Regions from separate parts of the Homo sapiens genome. Here regions 1 and 3 are each linked to region 2. The links are chromatin loops, found by intact Hi-C in ENCODE. Cell type or tissue: Calu3. All regions are shown on one strand. Links, peaks and the distances in the headings refer to the core of each region. The heading gives the core; the rest is flanking DNA.

Evidence for each region. Peaks named below come from ENCODE experiments on the same cell type or tissue, not always from the same donor. Only the 100,000 strongest peaks of a DNase experiment are listed, where the experiment ranks them.
Region 1: a loop joins it to region 2, with 5 times the contacts of the local background. A loop is called at or near these places in 8 of 110 quality-filtered maps.
Region 3: a loop joins it to region 2, with 2.7 times the contacts of the local background. A loop is called at or near these places in 2 of 110 quality-filtered maps.

What each region holds. Positions count from the first base shown.
Region 1 is chr1:169,463,851-169,468,850 of GRCh38, forward strand. SLC19A2 (solute carrier family 19 member 2) reads right to left here. Exons shown (of 6, transcript NM_006996.3): 4 at 4,794-4,986; 5 at 4,261-4,402; 6 at 59-2,127. The coding sequence ends at 1,999. Among named protein-coding and RNA genes, the nearest start is that of SLC19A2, 20 kb to the right of the region's middle. In Calu3, for the core only: a CTCF peak has its summit at 2,602 (motif pointing right); a DNase peak (open chromatin) is centred at 2,621.
Region 2 is chr1:169,525,634-169,533,615 of GRCh38, forward strand. It overlaps F5 (coagulation factor V), which reads right to left. Exons shown (of 25, transcript NM_000130.5): 15 at 5,153-5,389; 16 at 3,975-4,185; 17 at 2,282-2,461; 18 at 268-384. Among named protein-coding and RNA genes, the nearest start is that of SLC19A2, 44 kb to the left of the region's middle. RefSeq lists a silencer at 974-1,174 and an enhancer at 5,973-6,142. In Calu3, for the core only: no CTCF peak of the experiment used is centred there; DNase peaks (open chromatin) are centred at 2,348 and 3,828.
Region 3 is chr1:169,385,206-169,390,205 of GRCh38, forward strand. It overlaps BLZF1 (basic leucine zipper nuclear factor 1), which reads left to right. Exons shown (of 7, transcript NM_001320973.2): 7 at 1,792-3,100. The coding sequence ends at 1,977. Among named protein-coding and RNA genes, the nearest start is that of BLZF1, 20 kb to the left of the region's middle. In Calu3, for the core only: no CTCF peak of the experiment used is centred there; no DNase peak of the experiment used is centred there.

The DNA.
Region 1 (5,000 bases), core at 1-5,000, 64 kb before region 2:
AAATATTTAAAGATATAATCTAAAGCTCCTACTGAAATAGAAGATAAATTTAAAACAATTTTGATTAAAAAGAGAAAATATACTGTAAAATATTTATTTAATAAAAATAATTTTATAATCTATACAGAATTGAATAAAAAGTACAACAAATTATTTTCACTTATTTACAAAACTGCATACAGTACAACTTGCACATTGAGTTCAGCATTCTATAAATATGGCCACATACCAAGATGTGAACATATTCTTGTCTTATATAAGAAAAGGCTCAGGTTGTATGCCACAAACTTTGAATTAAATTCCAGGGAAATATTGCTTTGGTAACATGAACAATTTGTACCACATTCCATTAAAAAAAGATTTAATAAAATCCCTCAAACAGCACTTTTCTACTTGTTTCGGAGTACACAATTCCCAAATTAGCACAAACAAAACAAAGCAAAAAAAGAAAAACAGACAGAATGTAAAATGAAGGTTGCTACTTTTATGATATCACTTCCCTTTCCCTTCCTTAGCTAGTGTTCTTTTCCTTTCCCTTAATAGTAAAGGATGGTGAATAGAAAATGACCTATTCTTATCCCCATCCATTTGCTTCTAGGATTCCTGCTTAAACCAAATGAGTATGTCGACTTTGCAATCTTGACACACTATTATTAACACTGTTCAGCTGTGTCATTCTAAAAAAGTTAATACCCCAGTTAAAAGCACCTATCTAGATTCTTTTCAAGATAAGGCAACAAAGTCAGCTTTAAAATAGTTTTCATGTCTGACATATACTAGCAGCCCCTTGGTAGACTGATTTCAGAATTAAATGCATATAGAACATTTTTTCAAGTAACTTGGTAATGAAATCACTAGCAATTTTAAGCAAATATTCAAGATGATCTACCTTTAGAAACAAAGGCAGATTTAAGGTAAAAAAATGCAGGAATCACATCTATCCTAGTTCCTGTCCCATTGAAATAATTGAAAAGAGGCTCAGTTTATGAAAAAGGCCTTGGACTAATGCAATTCCTATTGACATCTTTACTTGGATAAGAAAAACAAATTAATATAAAAACTATAAATAGGGATGAAATTATTAAAAAAAGATTTTTCATTTTATTTTGGAAATAAAAGGGAATACAAATACAAATGGCCTAGTTACATCTTTAGCCTATATATGAACTTTTAATCTTGGAATTAATAGTCCTTCATATTGAAGATTTAAAGACAAGCAAGCGTACCTTAAGCTTTCTTAAGTCTCTTCATTTAGCAGGCTTCAAAACTTGCCTTATTTTCTAACTAAATGAGCTTCTCTGGGAAGCATATGAATAATGCAAAAACGTACTTCTAAACAAATTTTACAGAAATAAATAATCGTCACAATGGGAACCAAGAACATTCATATGATGAATTTTTTTAAAATAACTTAAAATTAGAAATGATACGTACACCTTAAAATACAGAACACTAAACCAGAACAAATATTGCCAGTGATAGAATAACTATGTAGAAAGACCAATGTACATGAGTAACACAGAAATAAGAATTAAATTGAATAGAGGCAGATGCTGTTAGAACATATTTCCATCCATCATGACTTGCAACATTTTGTGGCCTCTGTGGAGCCCTGGTCCCACCAGGCCAAGCATCTGGCTAAGTAGATACAGACATATGTGACCTATAAAACACCAAACTCACTTGCTAATGAAGTATACAACACCATGTGCTGCTTTGATTGCTCTTGACTGGTTTTTAAAATCAAGTTCACTTTTGAATCAGAAAAAAAGTCATCCTTAAATTAGCTCTCATAAATAATCCATGAAATAAACTTTACTTCTGGCTCCTCTGAATAGTATCATGTTATTCCCGGAACACAAGGTATTAGTCAAGTGGCTGCTGTGAAGTCAAGAAATGCACATTCATAAATATATGTCTACGCTTTAAAAAATCAAACACATCCAGGCAGTTGCTGTGCAGAGTTCTTGCTATAAGAAGAAGCCCTTCAGCAGTATATTATGAAGTGGTTACTTGAGAACTTGATTGTGGATCTTCCAGCTTTCTACATTTCTTCATAACACTGACTGCACCACTGGCCAGGAAAACCACAGCGATGAGTGCAAAATAACTGGCATAGATCAAAAACTAGAAGGGGGAAAAGCAGTTTATTGAATTATCAATGACAAGAGGATTACTCTATAATAAAGTATATTCAGAATTTGTCCATAAAGCCTCAAAAAATATTGCATACTTACACCACGTGCCAGACCCTGAAGACACAAAGCAGCATCACAGCACGGTGGTACTAAATAAAGCCTGACTGCCTGAGTGTGAATCCTGACTTCATCCCTTACAAGCTGCGTGAACTTGATTGAGATACTTCATCTCTGAGCCCTTCTTCACTTACAAAATGGAATTCATAGTAGTTCTCACTTTACAGCGATGTTGGTACCCATCAGTGAGATCATAAATGCTTATTAGCACAATGCTAATGCTGTTAGTATTACTTTTATTGTTGTTGCTGTTATTGTTATAATTCAGTCCTGGTCTCTGCCTTCAAGCTGATAGGTGGGTACAAATAGGCCAAATTCTGAAGATCAAGAACTTCTCTATTTTTCCCCAGAAGAGGGCAGCGGCAGGTCAACTATATTCCATTACAGGATTACTTAATGTAAGAATTCTTCCCTAAGACAATTTTTTTTTTTTAAGTTCTGGGGTACATGTGCAGAATGTGCAGATTTGTTATATAGGTATACGTGTGCCATGGTGGTTTGCTGCACCTATCAACCCATCATCTAGGTTTTAAGCCCTGCATACATTAGGTATTTGTCCTAATGCTCTCCCTTCCCTTGCCTCCCACCCCCCAACAGGCCCCAATGTGTGTTGTTCCCCTCCCTGTGTCCATGTGTTCTCATTGTCCAACACCGACTTATGAGTGAGAACATGCAGTGTTTGGTTTTCTGTTCCTGTGTTAGTTTGCGGCGGATGATGCCCTAAGCGAAATTTTAATGTGACTATATGGTTTATTAACATCATCATCATCATCATCTTCTTAAAATAACATACTAAATACTTACAAACTGGTTCAAAAGTACAATGAGAGTATGGCCTTAAATCACTGAGCCAGTTTCTTTCAATGTTGGCTACACTTCTGCAGGAAGCCATTAATCAATCATGGCAGTTAGGGTTTCAGCACCACCCATAAAATCCTATTATTCCACGTGTTTAAATCCACCATTTCTATAAGAATCTGCTGACAAATTTCCACTTCCAATGACAGCCATGTTTCCCTCAACTGTAATAGTCCTGGGAACTCTCCCTTATACAGGGAGGATGGCAAGCACTTAAGTTTCTCTCCTACTTTCCATCCTGAAATAAGTTTTGGGGTTAGATGTTGGTTTAACTCTAAGCTCTGGAACACTACTAGTGATGGTATGGACAAGTCACTTAACATCTCTCAGACTCATCTTCTTCATGTCTAATACAGCAACCCTACAAATCCTATATAAAGCACTTGACACGTAGAGGCACTCAATGCACATTGTCTATTATTACTATTTCTCTCTTAGATCGCTTCAGTAAAAACAAAGTTAATTACGGCTAATATGTTGGGAAGAAATCATTTGGGTTGGGATGGGGGTGGGAGTAAATACTTCTTGATTCATTCAGTTGCCCATTTTACCAAAGTACAAAACAAGATATACTTAAAACTCACAATGCATGAAGGCATATACAACTATACAATTCCTGAACGTAAAAAGTATTCACATTGTTGTTGGGTGTTGGTGCAAGTTTCTCAATAGTCATAAGTTACAAATCATAATGTTGTTCATCAGCAGCAAGGCATTACCGTGGTATTTGGGTGAGGGGTGTTTTAAATAAAGAAGGGAGGAGACTTAAAGAGTTGTGAGATGAAGCAGGGAATCTCAAACATGGGATACAGTATTCCAAGCATAGATTTAAGTATAGAGGGAAATAATGGATGAGGAAGCAGAAGGTCTTGGTCTGTAAGGAATCAATATTACCTCTCAGCTGAAACAGCCCCATTGGGCTGATGAGTTACACTCGGGAATGTTCTAAGACCTGACAATCCCAACACCCTCCCAGGAGAAAAGAACTAAGGATAGGGGAGAAGATGTTGAATGAAGGAAGGAGGGTATGCTTTTACTTTACATCTGTTCCCTATTGTTTGGATTTGTTTTCATTAAGCATACATATACTTCTGTCACCCTGATCAAGTCACACATACTACCTTCGATGCCAAAGGAGAGATCTTACCTGAGTGGTAATTTCTAATCCAAGGCCACTGGCATCTACCACAATTAGAGTGAGCAGCGTCTGCAGTGCCAGGGCAATGAAGGTATTTACACCAAATACTAGGGCATAGCGTTCCATGCTGAGGTTTGCAGCAATTTGAAAACTTAAAAAAAAATAAAAGAGTGAATAAATAAGAATTACTTCTGGAGTACTTATAATATTTATTCTAAATAAAAGTAAACATTTATCTTTAAACATGAAGAGTCCTTCTTTCTACTGTCAATTGCCTTTCCAACCAAATGAAAACATTCTGCAACTAAATGATATAAATCTCATGCAAACATCTGAAAACAGTAGGAACATACAAACATGGGAATAAACAAAACTTGCCTAAATGCTTCCTCAGGAGAAAAACTGATAATGCACATATAATACAATGCTTCCTCCCATTTGCCTCATTTAACTAGAAACTTGAATATTTTGGTTTGTAAAGAAACCAAAAAATTTATCCTGTTACAATTTTTCCTAAGGCTTCTATGAGCCAAAATACATACGTTGCTATCGTGATGAGTAACATGTAGATGATTCTGAAGACAACATAGGATGCATAGCACACCCAAATGTTACCCACAGTGTCCATGATATACACTGCAGCAGCAATCAGGAGAGAAAAGAGAGATAATGTCATTTCTCCCCAAGTTGACCAGGATATTTTTATATAACCAACTGCAAACACAGCAACAGCACCTACAGAACAAACA
Region 2 (7,982 bases), core at 1,791-6,790:
TTTCTTATATGCACTTGTCCATGGATCACAAGTCATGAAGAAGGATGCTTTACACAGGTTTCCCAATTGACAGGAATGCTTTTGATCTGACTGATGTGTTTTCAATGCAATCAGACCATGGGCCGGAATAAAAGCAATTATGGCTACAAATTATGCCTTTGTCACATCAGAGTTCTTAGAGTTGAATATTTCCAATCTAAAAGTTGGTAATATTCTAGTAATAGGCACTCTCCTGCCAAACCAAATATCACATGGCTCTTGTGATACCTCTGTCCATGATAAGAAATGGCGTTTGCATCCCTGCTCTCTGGTTTTCTCCAACCTCTGTGTTTAGGAGCCACCAGCCAGGTTTTGATGCCTTCATTTCAAGAGTTTTAAATGAACCTAAAATAAAAAGAACAACATTACATTTGCAAAAATTAACAAGTAAATATTGTGGTTGATAGTTCTCTAAGAATCCTAAAATTCCTGCTTCACAAGAGGCTTTCAAATAGAATTTAACCATTTTTCTTTAGGTAGGACTGAAAGTATAACAGATAAAAACAAAACAATAACAACACATACACAGAGATAACTAAAAAAAATTTTAAATCACCACCACACCTCACTAGAAGAAACTTTCACTTATCTAAATATAATGTTACAAATTAACTCACATACAATACAGCTTCACAGTCCTAATTATCAAAGTGACCTCGAATGACATCATTGGGCTTCAAAAATATCATACATGTTTCCTTTCCCTCTTTTCATTTTTGCTTTTTTCTCTTTTTTATATAAGAAAATAAAAATAAAACCTTCTTCCTCCATGTTTTCAAGTTTTCCATAAAGCTTACATATTTGAATAGAGATTTACATAAATTGCTCAGAAAAAACACTGAAAGAATGAGATTTCTAAAACCTCTGGCTATCCATTCTGGTATTTAACATTACCCCCTGGCAGTTAATATTTAAATTCTGTTGACTATAATTTATGACTGTTTCCCAGATTGTGGGTGAAAATGAATAGATATGATTATCTTCCTCAAACACACTGAAAAATGTCTCCAGTTTTCCTCTCTCCAATGCAGGTATTTAGGTTTGCAGATTTAGAGACACCAGCCAATCCTAGCTTCTCAGTCTGTCTGCAGGCTGATAGGAAGGATGACTGATCTTCTAATACTTGATGAAAAGATGAGTAAATTTGACTGAATCTCTTCTGTCTCTGATTTTAATACAATAAATTATCTATTAATTATTATATTAATTAATTAATATGATATTAATATAATACAATTAATACTCTCTAGATGTATTAGTGAGTTACTGGCATGTGAAAAACCAATAAGAACCCTCTTTTTTTCCCTGCTCTTAATCAAACCAGTCCATTTGGACTTCTGTGCCTGCATCTGAGGCAGATTCACACAACGTCACCCAAAGTGCTGTCGAGGGGCTGCCTTCACTAACTCCTCAGGCAGCATGTGTTAGGTTGGTGCAAACTATAATTGCGGTTTTTGCCATTACTTTTAATAGAAGGCAAAATAGAAGGAAGGCTGCTTGTTAAAAATACAGACTCCTTGGAATTCTGCCCAAAATCTACTTTAAAGTCTCTGAGAACAAAATCCCTCTGCCTTCACATCTGCATTTTAACTGACTTCCTAGGTTTTTATACTGCTGCACAAGTAGATACACTTACAAACAACTCATTGGCACAGAAACATCCCTTCTGTATAATTGTAGACTGTTTAAATCTACATTTATCTTTATTTTGCACATGAAAAGTTCTAAATACCTTTGTTATTCTTTAACTTTTATTATTATTTTTTAAAAATGTTTTCCTCTTCAAACAGTCTATAAGTCAGTTTAAGAATGTGATTCCTGGAGTCACTTGCCCAAAGATATTAGGGTGATAGGGCCTAGAAGAGGAGCAGAACTGAAGAATCTGGAAACCCTCCCAGCAGAGATAGCTGTAGCTGCCTGAGCCCTGTGGGATTCATTTTTTCATCTGCTTAAGACCTCATCTGTATGACACACAGTGGCTTGGGAGAAACTGCATGTTATGTTGCAACTGAGTTGGGTCACACATTTAGCCTGTGTGGTGCTGCAAATAGTTCATAAATTAGGTGACATTTTTGTACTCCGTATATACTTTGGGTCTATGGGTTTGCCTAGGCTCTATGCCAGAACCCTGTGTTCTGACCCCTTAGGAAGTATATGCACAAGGAAGAAATGAGAAGGAGTTACAGATTGCCTTTTCCCTGTATTTCTTAGCAGGGACCTCTTCCCATTACCCAATCTTTACCAGGCAGAAGGGGCCAGACCCCTAACTGGTGCTGTTTATTGCCATTTTCCAGCAAGGTCTGGCCGTGAAAGTGAACCACGTGAATGTCTTGGGAGCCGCCTATGTTCAGCAGGTGTAACCTCACCCACTCTTGCTCATACATTTTCAGGCCAGGCAAGCTGTAGATCATCCCATTAATGGCTGAAAGGACAAAGAGTTGAAATCAATTAAAAATCTGTTGACACAGAGAGGGCGAGTGGTAAGGAAATATGGGGCAACCCACTCAACACCCATGTTCCTCATGATTCTGCATTCCCAGGCCTACCTAGCCATGGAAAGGGCCCTCTTGTATGTCACATTAGTGAGAGGCTAAAGCAGAACCACTAGTCCTTCTCATATCATTCACACCAGCCTACAGCAGAAGGCAGGGGGAACTCCCTTTCCAAGCAGTTTATCACTCTTTTCCTCAGCTTTTACAGTTCCGTGCTTTACCCGTGTATACTTTCCATTAACAGTCTTAATTTTCCTTAACTACAAAAGATAAATACAAATATGGGCAGACAAAGTAAACTCCAGGGATTAGAGTCAGCAAGGAGATATGCAGCATGTCACCTTAAGGCCTTCTAAATTCAGAGAAAGTTTCAGGCAAATTAGGAAGTCTAGGAGTTTATAAAATTAGGAGTTTATCGTTGGTGTATCCAGCAACCATAGCAAGTCATGTTTATTCTCTTATTGGTATGACAACTCCTCTGCCCACTTCTCAGATTAGATAACTAGGGTTCTCAGGCTTTATCTACTCTCCCCACAGTAAAATACGCGGATTTTTTAAAAAGTTCCTGAGAAACTTGATCACCTTAAAAATGTAACACAAAACTGTAAAGATAAAGTTTAGTGTTACCAAACGTTTAACTGAAACCAAAGTGAAGGAAGTGCTTTGTTTCCTCCTTCTTAAGTTAGAGGAACTGCTGTGAAATTTCAGAAACCAGGCAGGTGAATTTTTGGAGAGGGACGGGTTGAGATCATTTGGGCATCCTTCAAATTATATCAGGCGTGAGAACACCTATCTACATATTCATAACACAAGCTCGTACCTTTCTCTTCTCAGTTTCTGTTTCAGTTACTAGCTTACAGGGCAAATTTTCCTTGTGAATTTCCAAATAGGCACACTTTTCCCAGTGTGACCACCCAAATGCTCTCTTGCCACTATTCTCCTATTACCTGGGTACCTAGTTTCTTATCTCATTTTGTTCTCATATGCTTTGGGTGCCACCTGGTAGCTGCTGAGAGCTAAAACTGTTAGCGTCATTCTTATTTTAGAAAAGACACACAGGTGATCATTTCTTTTATATAAACACTTGTGCCTTTAGAGATCCAGAAACAAGCTTATTAACTTTAAATTGCAGAACAATGTTAATTCCTTTTCAATGTATGTTACCAGCTGAAGCACACTGGCTTTTTGTTGTTGTGGTTTTCTGTTGGTTTGTTTTGCAGCAGCTTCTCTGTGCTATCTTTCAGACTTTCTCTTTTTGCCTCACCCACAGTGTCACCTGCCAGATTACATCAGCCCTCTGGAATGTTAAGGAACCGGTTTTAGTTGTAGCTCTGGGTGTCTCAGAAGCATCTCATGTCTAATCTTGTGAATATCTAAGGGCAGAAATCACTGTGACCCAGTGTGATTTAATTAGGAGATTAGATCAAAGTCTGAGGAAAATACCGTGAAACTCATGGGATTTTTTCATTTCTGAGGATGTGAGTCTCCAAGAACTTCGGGACTTCTTTTCATAGTACCAGCTCTTCTTTTCATCAAAGGTCATAAATAGTAAGACAAATTCTCTCATGTCCATAGGCATGTTGCTGTCCTTATGTAGTATTCCTTTTTGGCAGATTAGGAGGGGACCTATCAAGCCTGAGTGAATATCTTTTTCCTGGAAAAACAGAGTAAATTGTATTGCCTCTTTCTCAGGAATTTCCTTGCTCTTCTGATAATCACTCATCATATAGAAAAGGAAACTTTCTGATAGGCTCTGAATTTGAAGATGAAGATTATAAATGAATGGCATAATAAGCCTGGATATTTATCACCTAATTCTGTTGTATTCATAATCCTCCTTCCTCTGATTGATCTTTATCCCAGTAACAATGATGATAATAATAAATTGATAATATAAGGGATACTATTTATTGAGAATCTATTACTATATTAAATGATTTGCCTGCAATCTCCCATTTAATCCTGACAACTATCTTATATGGTAAATATAAATTCATTCATTGAACAAATATTTACCAAGTGCTTACCATGCACTATGTACTGTTATCTCATTTTTAACTTCTGATACCAGGCTAAGAGAGGTCAAGGAATTTCCTAGGATTATGCATTGACAGGGTAAAAATTTAAATCTGAGTCTGTGCTCTTTCCACTATGCCTGAAATGGAGGAGTTGTTTCTCTTTTTAATTGACAGATAAAATTGTATGCATATACTGTGTATGACATATTGTTTTGAAGTATATATACATTGCAGAATGTCAGATAAAGGAGTCTTGACTTTGCAGTTCTTTTCATAAAGAAAGAGCAGAACATAGCTAATACTTGTTCAAGAAAATTTCAAATAAATGCCATCTTCTGTAAATGTAGGCATTCTAATTCATGGCCAATCATTCAAGTAATCTTTCCTCCTCTCCACTGAATAAATGTTTCTCTCTCTGTCATCTGAAGAGCTGCATGGAGAGTCCCTGGTTATGATAAATGCAGACTGTTAACCACACCCTTATGCATTCCTCATGAAAAGCAAGACAGACATTTGACAAGAAATAACCCCGACTCTTCCATTTGGTGGACTTCAGATTACGAGGTTAGGGGAATGAGAAAAACTTTCAATGAAAGTACCTACTGGGTTCACAGCTGAGTAGTAGGCCCAAGCCCGACAGGCAGAGCCAGGACTTTCTGGCCCTGATCGCTCAGTGGCATGCCATACGTAGGTATAACTGCTATTTGGCTGAACAGCATTATCTTCCTTAAACCATTCAGGAGAGTCATCTTCATAAGTCTTTCCCTCTGATGATTTTTCATAGGAAAGTCCATGGGCATGTAGAGAATACGGTCTGGATGCTAAATTTTTAAAACGAACCTAGGAAAAGGAATGATCCACAAATGTACTTAAGCTTAACAAAAATCTAAACCACAAAAATGTCAGCATTATAAGTCAAAATGGCTGGTTATAAAATCGGAGCTAAGATATAAGGTACAAAATAACTTATGTATATTATTTCATTTAATTTTCATAACCATCCTGTGAGATATGGCCCAAGTAGTTTTCTCCAGAAATACCAAAAGATATTTGTTCTTAGGCTCAAGGCTAAAGTACTGACATTATCTACTAATGAAATGAGAGTGATAGGTAGTGGAGATGTGAAGATGAAAGAAGCTTGATTCTTGTTCATAAGAAGCTTTTAAGCTCCTGCTGAAACAGACATGCACATGGGCATCCACACTACAAATCTGGAGACAACAGGTGCTATATACAAAGTCTAAGTGGGTTCAGATGACAATGCCCTGGAGGAACAATTTGGTTGAATATTTAGGAGTGGTTGGAAGAATTAAGGTAAGTTTCTTAGAGGAAATGGAATTGGCCATCATAGAATGAACAGGAGCTAGAAAGACATTTCAGACTCTCAGAAGGGCAGAAGGATGCCTGTGAGCAGGGGAGTAAAGGAAGAGTTTGGGGAATAGCAAGGATCTCGGTGGAACTGGGCTGTGAAATGCACAGGGACAGGTGGAACCTGGTGAGAAATGAGGCTAGAAAAGGAGCAGGTTGGGGCCAGATGGTAAAGGACTTAAATGCCATATGAGAAGTCTTCACACCCCAGCAGTCAGACCCATGAAGCTCCTCCCAGCCCTTCTATAACTTCTAGTGATTAAAGACTCCCTAATTGTCTGTTCCTTATTTTATTCTACAAAGCCAGCATCACCCTAATAACAAAACCTGGCAAAGACACAATGAATAATGAAAACTACCGGCCAATATCTCTGATGTACATAGACACAAAAATCTTCAACAAAATATTGGCAAACCAAATCCAGCAGCAAATTAAAAATTAATTCATCACAATCACATAGGCTTCATTCCTAGGATGCAAAGTGGCTCCACATATGCAAATCAATAAATGTGATTCACCACATAAACCGCATTAAAAACAAAAACAGTATCATCATCTCAATAAATGTGGAAAAAGCTTTTGATAAAACCTAACATCCCTTCATGATAAAAACCCTCAACAAACTAGGCATTGAAGGAACATACTTCAAACTAATAGGAGCCATCTATGACAAACCTACAGCCAACATCATACTGAATGAGCAAAAGCTGAAAGCCTTCCCCGTGAGAACTGGAACAAGACATGGATGCCCAATCTCATCACTCTTATTCAACATAGTACTGGAAATTCTAGTCACAGCAATCAAGCAAGAGAAAGAAATAAAAGGCAACCAAAGAAGAAAAGAAGTTAAAGTATCTCTCTTCATTGGCAATATGATTCTGTACCTAGAAAACCCTAAAGACTCCATGAAAAGGCTCCAGGAACTGATAAATGACTTCAGTAAAGTTTCAGGATGCAAGATTAATGTACAAAATCAATTATACAAAATAAAATGTACAAATGTACAAAATAGCATTTCTATACATCAGTAATGTTCAAACTGAGAGCGAAATCAAGAACGAAATCCCATTAAACATAGCCACACACACATACAAAATACCTAGGAAAACATCTAACCAAAGAGGTGAAAGATCTCTATAAGAAGAATTACAAAACACTGATGAAAGAAATCATAGATGACACAAACAAATGGAAAAACATTCTATGCTTATGTATTGGAAGAATCAGTATTGTTAAAATAGCCATTGTGCCCAAAGCAATCTACAGATTCAACACTATTTTTTAACAACTACTGGAATCATTTTCCTCAGGATTAGACAAAGCTATTCTAAAATTCATATGGAATCAAAAAAGAGCCTGAATAGCCAAAGCAATCCTAAGCAAAAAGAACAAATCTGGAGGTATCACAGTACCTGACTTGAAACTATACTATAAAGTTACAATAACCAAAATAGCATGGTACTGATACAAAAACAGACACATAGGCCAATGAAACAGAATAAAGAACCCAGAAATAAAGCCACACACTTACAACCACCTGAACTTTGACAAAGTCAACAACAACAGCAACAACAACAACAAAAAACAAGGGGAAAAGGACTCATATTTAATAAATGGTGCTGGAATAGCCGGCTACCCATATGTGGAAGAATGAAACTGAACCCCAATGAATCCAATGAAACTGGATTCATCATATACAAAAATTAACTCAAAATGGATTAAAGATTTAAATGTCAGACCTCAAACTATAAGAATCCTAGAAGAAAAACCTAGGAAACACCATTCTGGATATCAGCCTTGGGAAAGAATTTATGACTAATTCCTCAAAAGCATTTCAACAAAAGCAAAAATTGACAAATTAAACTAAAGAGCTTCTGCTCAGCAAAAGAAGCTATCTACAGAGTGAACAGACACAGAATAGAAAAAATATTCACAAAGTATGTATCTGACAAAGGTCTAATATCCAGAAACTATAAGATAGTTAAACAATTGAACAAGCGAAATACAAATAACCCCATTAAAAAGTGGGCAAAAGACATGAACAGATACTTATCAAAAGAAGAC
Region 3 (5,000 bases), core at 1-5,000, 140 kb before region 2:
CCTTCTTCTCCCAGACCTTTATCCACCACATTCTCCTATTTAACAAAACTGACAGCCCTTCTTCCTTAGTGTCTCTTAAACTTTTCAGTCCCATTGCTTCAAGGTGCCATCATTTCTTAGCTAGATTATTACAATAACCTCCCTTTTTCTGTTCTTATGTCTGCTTATGCATACTGCTTCCCCCATCCCCCACACTGTGTATAGAATGATCTCTCTGAAAGGCACCCTGCATAAAATCCTTCCCCATCACTTTCAGGCTAAAATACAGAAACCTTTCTGTTCATATTAGTGGGTCAGTCTCCTGCTCCTGAATTCCCTTAGCATTTTGTTTCTCGCTCTATAAAGACCTATAATGTAATAACATCTTTATAGTATTTGAGAACTTATTTTCTCCTCTAAATTTATAAGCAATGTTAAGGTAAGCCCTTCATCTTTGCTTATCCTCTAATACCAAACAAACTTCCATAAAAATAGAAGGATCTCAAAAACTAAATTGAAAAAGCAGTCTAGTTGAAAAATAGAGGTGCTAAAGTAAGTTGATGGCTCTTAAATGATGCCAGGACATTCTTAGAGTAGTGATGGCTCTTTGGGTTTGGTGGTAACTTAGAAGGGAAAAAAAAAATCTGCAGGACCACATGACCGCTAGGGAAACAGGCATCACCAACCATTCCAGAAAGCTGCTTTGAACAAGCCTTATATAAGAAAGAGAGAAAGCACTTTTCCCAATTCATTTCAGAATTCTTTCCAATTGCAGTGCTTGCTACCTTTGTACCATAACCCAAACACATCATGTGGTGATGACTGGGAAAATAGGAACATGAGAATCAAGAGCTGTGAGCCAGGCACGTTATCCCTGCCCTTAACTGGAGAAATTTTTTCAGCTCAAGAGTTCCTGTTTTGGGTCTCAGTAAAGGAGACAGATTAGGAAAAATCAGAGCAGAAGAAGAATTAGGAGAGCATTGTGTTGTGGAACCCAGGAAACAAAAAGTGGCTGTAATCATAAAATACTGCATATAAATTAGAAAAAGAGAAATGAAAAGCCATTGATACTACAGATAAAAAGTTATCAAGGATTTTGAAATATCGTTTCCATAGAAGAATAAAAACAAAATCCTGATTCTGAGCAGTTGAATGAAAGATTGAAGAGGGGAAGTAGTAAGTCCATTTTGGTTAAGGAAAAGAAATTGACATCACTTAATGATATAATTGACATGTAAAAAAACTGACCTCCTGGGGGGCCGAGGCAGGCAGATCACAAGGTCAGGAGATCGAGACCATCCTAGCTAACACAGTGAAACCCCATCTCTATTAAAAATACAAAAAATGAGCCGGGCATGGTGGCGGGCGCCTATAGTCCCAGCTACTCGGGAGGCAGAGGCAGGAGAATGGCGTGAACCCAGGAGGCAGAGCTTTCAGTGAGCCGAGATCGCGCCACTGCACTCCAGCCTGGGCCACAGAGCGAGACTCCATCTCAAAAAAAAAAAAAAAAAGACATAATGATATAACCTCATTTTCTTCTATGTTTTCCTGCTTTCCTACCAATATCTGTAAAACATTAACGTCATTATTTAAAAAAATATGTAACCTAGATAATATAGTAATCAGACATCATTGTTAAATTTACAGCTTAAGGAAGTAAGTTGTCTTTTCAATCAGATTAGTCATTCTGTTTTTTTAGTAATAGTTATATATTAATGAAGTGAAACTTTATAGGTAGGTATACATCAATGAAATCTTAGGCTTTTACCATCTATATTGCATACTTCTGACATTATATCTTATTTTCCTTAGGTTCTAAGAATTTTAGATCCAGTTACCTGCAAAGAGAGTTCACCTGATAATCCATTTTTTGAGTCTTCACCAACCACCTTACTTGCTACAAAGAAAAATATTGGACGATTTCATCCCTATACTAGATATGAAAATATAACTTTCAATTGCTGCAATCACTGCCGGGGAGAACTGATTGCCCTTTAACAGTCAATATGTTGGAGGCATGCTAAGGTACTTCCTTATTACCCAAGAGTCATTATTATTTGGGAGCTGGGGTTCTTACAATGCTAGAAATAATATCACTTCCTATTTACATAATGTATACACCCAAAGATATTTTATGTACTAGACTCCAGATTACCCTTTCTTAATAAATATCTCAGGGTAAGGAAAGAAAGAAACTGTATAGATATATTTAAAATAGAGAATACTTTCCAAGCAATACATGATACTTTTCCTAAAAGACTCTAAAAGAAAAAGATTCTGTAACTCTCTTTTAGCACCAAATTATTGTTTATCTTGCTGGATATTTTATATGAACAGTGTTAATTTAGATGCACTAAAGCAAAGGTAGGCAAACTACAACCATGAGTCAAACATGGCCACACCCATTCATGTGCTATTGTCTAAGCTGGTTTTGCACTACAACTGCAGAGTTGAATAGATGCAGCAGATCCTTTACAGAAAAAGTTTTCTGACCTCAATTCTAAAGTAATTGTAGTAGGGAGCTGGAGGACTTTCTTTCCCTTTATGGTAATTTTTTGAGCTACAAAAGAGCCTTGCAGAAATGGGTGAAGGGATTAATCTTTTAAAAATAAATGCTATATATTAGGAAAATAAAAAATATTTTAGAGCCAAGTTAACAAGTACTTCAGCAAAACATGCTAGTTTTATGCAGGGGATTCTGTATTCCAAATGGATACAATCCGACATATATAAAAGAAACAGATTCTTAACTATTGACTCTTATTTAGCAAATGCAACAGACAAGAATATCCAACTTGATATTTATAAAAGGTAGACTTTTTCCAAAAGTGTATAAGCTCAAAGAAAAAATGCAACCTGTCAATTAATATATACTATGTAATATATATTATTGTGTATTTATGATTAGCCATCATAAATGCCCATTGCTTGGCCTTTAAGAATAATCACAAAATATTTATATTAAATTATACAAATTTGTTGCAGAAGTGCCTGTGAGAGAAATCTTCAAAAGACAAACCTGGTCAAATAATAATAATTTTAATGTCAATGATTTTTTTTGTCTGACTCATCTGAGTTATATTTAGTTTTCAAGTGGCAATAAATTTATCTACCTTCTTTATTGCGACTATTCCTTTTTTCCCCCAGAATTAGTGCTTTGGTTTAGGTCTTTGTCTAGCTTAACTACTTCCAATTGATTCTTCAGCCTTTTCTTTTAGGTTTACTTACTATAAAAGTCTCAGAAGAAAGCATAAGGGGAAAGCTTCGTGACATTGTATTTGGCAATGATTTCTTGAATATGACAACAGAAGCACAGGCAACAAAAGAAAAAATAGATAAATTGAATTTCATCAAAATTTCAAATTTTTGTGCATTAAAAGATGCAGTGAAAAGGCAACACAGAGAATGGGAGAAAATATTTGCAAATCATATATCTGATAACTGTCTAGTGTCCAGAATATATAAAGCACTCCTACAACTCAACCACCAAAAAACAACCCAATAAAAATTAGCAAAGGGGCTGGGCATGGTGGCTCATGCCTGTAATCCTAGCACTTTGGGAGGCTGAGGCAGTCAGATCACCTGAGGCCAGGAGTTCAAGACCAGCCGAGCCAAGATGGCGAAACCCCATCTCTACTAAGAATACAAAAAATTGGCCTGGCGCAGTGGCTCACGCCTGTAATCCCAGCACTTTGGGAGGCCGAGGTGGGTGGGTCACCTGAGGTTAGGAGTTCAAGATCAGCCTGGCCAAGATGGTGAAACCCCCGTCTCTACTAAAAATACAAAAAATTAGTTGGGCATGGTGGCGGGCACCTGTACTCCCAGCTACTCGGGAGGCTGAGGCAGAGAATTGCTTGAACCTGGGAGGCGGAGGTTGTAGTGAGCCGAGATCGCGCCGCTGCACTCCAGCCTGGGTGACGGAGCGAAACTCTGTCTCAAAAAAAAAAAGAATACAAAAAATAAGCCGTGTGTGGTAGTGGACGCCTGTATACCCAGCTACTGGAGAGGGTGAGGCAGGCGAATTTCTTGAACCTGGGAGGTGGAGGCTGCAGTGAGCCGAGATCGCGCCATTACACTCCAGCCTGGGCAACAAGAGTGAAACTTCCTCTCAAAAAAAAACAAAAACAAAAAAAATTAGCAAAGGACCTGAATAGACATTTCTCCAAAAAGGATATATAGATGGCCAATAAGCACATCAAAAGATGCTCAGCATAACTACTCATTAAGGAAATGCAAATTAATACCACTTCACATCCATTAGGATGGCAGTTATCAAAAAAGCAAATTATAAATGTCAAAGATGTGGAGAAATTGGAACCCCTATGCATTGTTTGTGGGAATGTAAAATGTTGAAAACAGTGTGGCAGATCCTCAAAATATTAAACATAGAGTTACCATATGGCCTAGCAATTCTGCTTCTAGGTAGATTCCCAAAAGAAAGCAGAAACTAGAATAGGTATTTGTACAACAGTGTTCACAGCTGCATTATTCACAATAGCCAAAAGGTGGATGTAACACAGTGTCCATCGATGGATGAATAGATAAACAAAATCTGGTATATACATGTGAAGAAATACTATTCAGCCTTAAGGAATGAAATTTGATGCTACAATGTAGATGAACCTTTAGAATATTATACTAAGTGAAATAAGTCAGACACAAAAAGTCAAATGTCAAATGATTCCATTTATATGAGTTCCTAGAAGAGACAAATTTGTAGAGATGGAAAGCAGAATAGTGGTTATCAGGGACTGGAGAGAGTGTAGAATGGGAAGTTTTTATTTAGTGGGTATAGAATTAGAGATTGGGATGACAAAAATGTTCTGGAGATAAACAGTGATGATGGTTGTACAACAATGTCAGTCTACTTAATGCTACTGCATTGTACATTTAAAAAATATTTAAAATGGTAAATTTTACACGTTACAATTAAAAAACTAAAAAAAAATTATATACACTTTTGTAACCACAAACTCGTGGCACACTTCTGCAACTGTTGGTTTAACAGTGTCAATAACAAT